Linked DNA regions of Mus musculus: region 2 is linked to region 1. Evidence: chromatin loops called from intact Hi-C (ENCODE). Cell type or tissue: left cerebral cortex. All regions are shown on one strand.

The links. A loop is a pair of places that touch in the nucleus more often than their neighbours do. Peaks named below come from ENCODE experiments on the same cell type or tissue, not always from the same donor. Only the 100,000 strongest peaks of a DNase experiment are listed, where the experiment ranks them.
Region 2: a loop joins it to region 1, with 4 times the contacts of the local background. A loop is called at or near these places in 2 of 42 quality-filtered maps.

The regions. Positions count from the first base shown.
Region 1 is chr5:151,136,057-151,138,556 of GRCm38, forward strand. The region is part of intron 1 of Stard13 (StAR-related lipid transfer (START) domain containing 13); the gene reads right to left. Among named protein-coding and RNA genes, the nearest start is that of Stard13, 53 kb to the right of the region's middle. In left cerebral cortex, a CTCF peak has its summit at 1,119 (motif pointing left); DNase peaks (open chromatin) are centred at 16 and 1,455; H3K27ac peaks cover 2,128 bases.
Region 2 is chr5:151,018,306-151,020,805 of GRCm38, forward strand. No RefSeq gene overlaps it. Among named protein-coding and RNA genes, the nearest start is that of Kl, 67 kb to the left of the region's middle. In left cerebral cortex, a CTCF peak has its summit at 1,554 (motif pointing left); DNase peaks (open chromatin) are centred at 1,520 and 1,919; H3K27ac peaks cover 434 bases.

The DNA of each region.
Region 1 (2,500 bases):
CCATGAGCGTTCCTGGCAGCTATAAGGCATTTGCTAATGTATTTGACTTTAGTGTTGTTAATCACACTTATCAACACAGGCAAGCTGTGCTGGCCACAAAAGATTAGCTTCTCTCCTGTAATGCCCTAGTAGTTCAAAGGCAGAACATCAGCGCTGAGTGACAGAAGCATCTGCGTGCTCCCACGACCCTCCAGTGACTTCAGAACATACCACAAGCTTTAGCTTTTTTCTTTTCCATAACTTTGCACACACTCTTTCCTTCTGCTATAATGGCTAAGGCCGCAGAGCTTGAAAGCTTAAAAAATGAGTTGTGTTTCTGAACACCTCAGAGAGTTTGAGTTCCAAGGTGGTCCCCACTGTCAGGAGCCAGAGATCCGCTCAGAGAAGTAGGAGCCTCCAGCAGGGTAGAGCCTTGTTTGCAGGGGAACAAGATCACTGTAAAGCCTTTTTTTTATGAAGCATTGGGTTTTTTGACTGTAGACTTTTCCCTTGAGACACACAGGCTATTGCTTCTTGCAAATCAGTACTGTTTATAATGACTTAAAAACACTTTGCCCAGCTCAGAGGAGAGCAGGCAGGGAATACAGTCACAGAGCGAGTGTTCTGGAGAAAGAGAAAAGACACTCAGCACGGCACCTGCAGATCTGGCCACCTGAGTCTTGCTTTCATGGAAGGACTCCTGGGTTCATGGCATGACCTGCTTGTCCCAGCCTGGCTTACCTTCACTAGACATGGTTTAGATCAGAATTCTCAAAGATCAGTATAGTAGAGGTTTTGTCTGTGCTGGTAGGATGCTTGGGAGATGATGGGACTCTTGAGAGGTGCAGCCTAGTTGGAGGATGTTACACAATTGTGGACACATCCTTGAGGGAGACTCCTTTTTCTCTTTTGGGCCTCCCATGTGTCATGAGGAGAGCAGTTTGCCCCAAAACCAATGTATCTGCACTTTGTAAGCCAGCAATGAAAGACATTGTTATACACGCTGGAATTAGAGCTGGAGAAATGGCTCAGCAGTTAAGAGCTACTCTTGCAAAGAACCTGAGTTCAGTTCCCAGTGCCCACATGGTAACTCAACCATCTGTAACTCTGATTCCATGGGATCTGACTCCCTCTTCTGGTCCCCCTGAGCACCACATGCACATTATGCACAGACATACACATGAATAAAATAAAAAATGAAATCTTTACAAGAACACGGAGGAGAGGGTTTCCTGTATTTTGCTGCAACTAATAAAAACTTTAAGTATTTCAAGACGGAAACCAGAGACCAGACCCTTCTGAGTCTCAGACCGTCAGCTCCACATGAGCACCTTGTTTATGTTCAGGGAGCACTAACAGATGCAGAACATTTCCAGGGCATCTTCTGCTGCCCTTTTCTGGTCCCACTTCTGTTCATTTCTATGGTGTTCCTGTTTTCCTTCGTCTTCATAGATCTGTATTACAGATAAAGAAGGGAGAAGGCAGCCATCTGTGCTGTCTCCATACATATAAATAGCAAGGCCCTAAAAATTCTCAGCCCATTGAAATTCTTAGCAACCAGCAAAATGTTCTGCACTCTTCTTTGGTAATGGATAATATCACAGGGAAAACGCCTTTGGTACTCTAAAAAACAAAACAAAACAAAAAACAAACAAACAAACAAACAAACAAACAAAGAAACCCCCCCCCACACAGCCCCTGTTCTATCTGCTATAATTTGTTCCTTGTTCCCAGGCCCAGTCTTCCTAAGACAGGATTAATTTCATGTTGGTCACTGGCCTGTGAAACACTGATAAATTAAATGATTGGTAAATATAATAACTTTCATAGGAAACAGGGGAAAGGAAACCATTTTCTTCTTGGGATTACTAGAGAATCTCATTTCTGAAAACAGGCTGTAGATTAATTAAGTTCAGATCTGATAGCTTATAAAAAAAAAAAAAAAAAAAAAAAAAAAACCCTTGGTGGAAGTCATCCAGCTCGTCCTTGATTACACAGCACTTACTGGCAGCATTGAGAGTCTGGAGCGAGATATTAAGTTATCTGAGGACAGAAGTTCAGAAAGTGCCTGGCAACATTGAGCTCTGACCCTGCCTTCTCGGCTGTGATGTTTCACATTGCTATCATACAGCAAAGGTGAAGACAGCCCAGACATTTCAGGAGCTCGTCTGTGGTACATGTCTTTCAAGCTTCCATCTAGAAAAGTTAACAGTGTAGTTCTCGGTCTCCTCACTTATGCTTACATCTGGCCTTCACAAGTATGGGCAATGTTCCTTGTGTATTCCCTACAAAGGGGGGTAGCGGTAATGCTTTCGTCATATAAGTTGGAGTGAACGAGTTCACACATCTAAGCACTTAGAGAGTGCCTGGGGATATCAGATAGTGATTAGATGTGCACCAGTAATTTTCTTAAAGTTAAACATTTTATAGATTTAAAGTTTGCTCAGTGATGTCTATAGAGACAGTTGAGCCAAAGTGTGCCCCCCCCATAGGCTTGGTTGACCCCACCATATTTCTCTGG
Region 2 (2,500 bases), 120 kb before region 1:
AAGTCCCTGGAACTGGCCAGATTCACTAGGTTCCTCCCTGCCAGAGGATGCAATGAAAGCTAAAGGTCCCTCTAAGACTAGTCAACTAGAACTGCTGAAAAGACTGCAGACAAGCCAAGACACAAAGAAGATTGAGAAACAAAGTAGCAGAAAGACTTTGAGACCAGACCAGCTGCGTGGAAGAACCCAAAGCCAGCTGAGCAGCCTGGAAGAGGTTTAGACTAGCTGAGGTACCAGGAGAGATCACTTTCCAACCTGTTGAGCTGCCTGCAGGCGGTGCAGTGTGCTCCAGGTTCCCAGCTTTTGTGTCACTCATGCTCAGGAGGACCTTGGCGATGCTACCTGAGTCATTTCGGCTCCTGTAAATAACCCCTTACCCATAATTCTGTCAGGAACCCCAGTACAACATGTTGGTTCACCAAGTTGGACTTTGACAGTGACTGCACTTTGGTCTGTCGTGGGTTCTCTATCTGGGCTGAGTAGATGTGTGTTGTGTCTTCTCTAGGAAAAGTTTTGTCACACAAAAGCAGGGGTGAACAGAGGTGGGGGTGGTGGAAGGGGGAGAAAGGGAGGAAGAGAGGAAGAAGGGGAGGGAGAGAAGAGAGGGAAAGAGAGAGAGAGAGAGAGAGAGAGAGAGGGAGAGAGAGGGAGGGGGAAAGAGAGGGGGGAGGGAGGGAGATAGGGAAACAAATTCTTGGAAAAGCCAGCACGCGTGCTGTGACCTTCATTTACATTCTCTTCTTGGAATATAAAAAATAAAGCACTAGCTGTCCTAGGCAAGCTTTCACTTCCATTGTTCTTGTAGCTGTTACTCACCTGTCAGCAATTATTTCCCACCCAGCATGCTGGGAGTGTGTGTGTGTGGGGGGGGGGGGTGTTCTTCTTCTTTCCATTTTCCCAACCTATTAAGTAAACACAGGTGCTCTGAGTTTCTTTATGGCACCATTTGTCAGTCTCCGTTCTTGTCACGGAAAGAAAGAGAACATTATGTGGCCATTTTGCTGAACTTGGCAGTTTAATGTAACAGCGAGCTATTTTACCACCTCTAGATTTTTAAAATATTTCCATTCCCTGAAAATAAAAAGTGATCTTGTGTAGCTACAATTTTCTCACCTCCTCCAGATTTGACACACTAGGAGCAATAGGAATCTGTGCCATCAGAAAGAGTGGGACCAAGTCTTTAAAACTCTATTGAGTCCTGCTCCCCACTTGGGGGCTAGGGCATGCTTGTGGTGGAGTTGGCCTCCTCCTGCAGGCTGCTTCAAACACAGCTTTCCAGCCACCTTCTGTCCTCTCACTTTTCTCCTGTGAGGCCATTTCCTCCTCGCAAGGTCCACTTCTGTTTTCGTTAATAAACGTCTTAGGAGGGACTGGAGAGATAGCTCAGTAGCTAGAGTGCTTCATTGCTATTGCAGAGGGCCTGGCTTGGTTCCTAGCATGCACGTGCGTGCGCGCGCGCGCGCACACACACACACACACACACACACACACACACCTACACACCTGTAACTCAAGCTCCAGGGAATCTGATGCCCTCTTTTGGCCTCTGTGGATCCCTGCATCCCTCATATATGTGAAATAAAAATAATACTTTTTTTTCTCCTAAAAATGTCTTAGGACCTATCTGCTCTCTTTATTGATAAATCACTTCTTCTCTTTGTTGATAATTTATCTTTATTGATAACAGCTTATGTTAACTCACCCTTAAGACAAGCACCTCCTTAGAATGACTCCTTTCAAAGATAAATTGGTCAGATTGGTCTTGGAATTCACTCCATTTGCCTCCTGAGAGAATCTTTGAGAACATATCTCTTATAGCTTGTTCTTTGAAAAGAACACACACACACACACACACCAGGTTTTTGTGAGGTTTCTGGCTGCTCAGAAACTGTACTTAGCATGCTGCCAAGAACAGCTCTGTTCCTGCAGAGGTGGGTGATTATGGGGAAGTAATTTTTAGAATGGCCACATTAAACAATAACGAGGGAAGGCTCCCTGGTGAATTTCGTTGCTTTGTGTGACCTTCCTTAATGTAAATTTCAGAGGTGTTAATGCACCGATCAGAGCAGCTATCTTGATTTTAATTTGCACAATGACACTCGGAGCACAAGCTCTTTGGAGACAGCTGGAGTGTGAGTTTGGTAGTGTGTCACAGTGAGTCAGGAGGCCTTGTGCCCTTGGATGCTGACCCTTGAGGACTTCGGGTGGGGCTTGTCGACCATGTGTGGTCTTGCAAATTTCCACTATAGTTGAAAATGGTCGCATGGCCTTCCTGTGGTCCTGCTGACCCAATCGGTGTTTACTCAGGGGCTCAGAAAAGCGTTGGAGGAAGCAATGCTCTCAGTAACCCAGAAGCCCTATTCATGGATCGAGCATGCATGCGTGCGCGTGTGTGCCAGAGGTGAGGTGAAAACAGTAGTGGATTGTACACTCTCCTTGCCTGTCTGGGAGGAAAACATTCCCAGAGGGTTGCTGTACAGACAGAGCAGAGTTAGGTGAG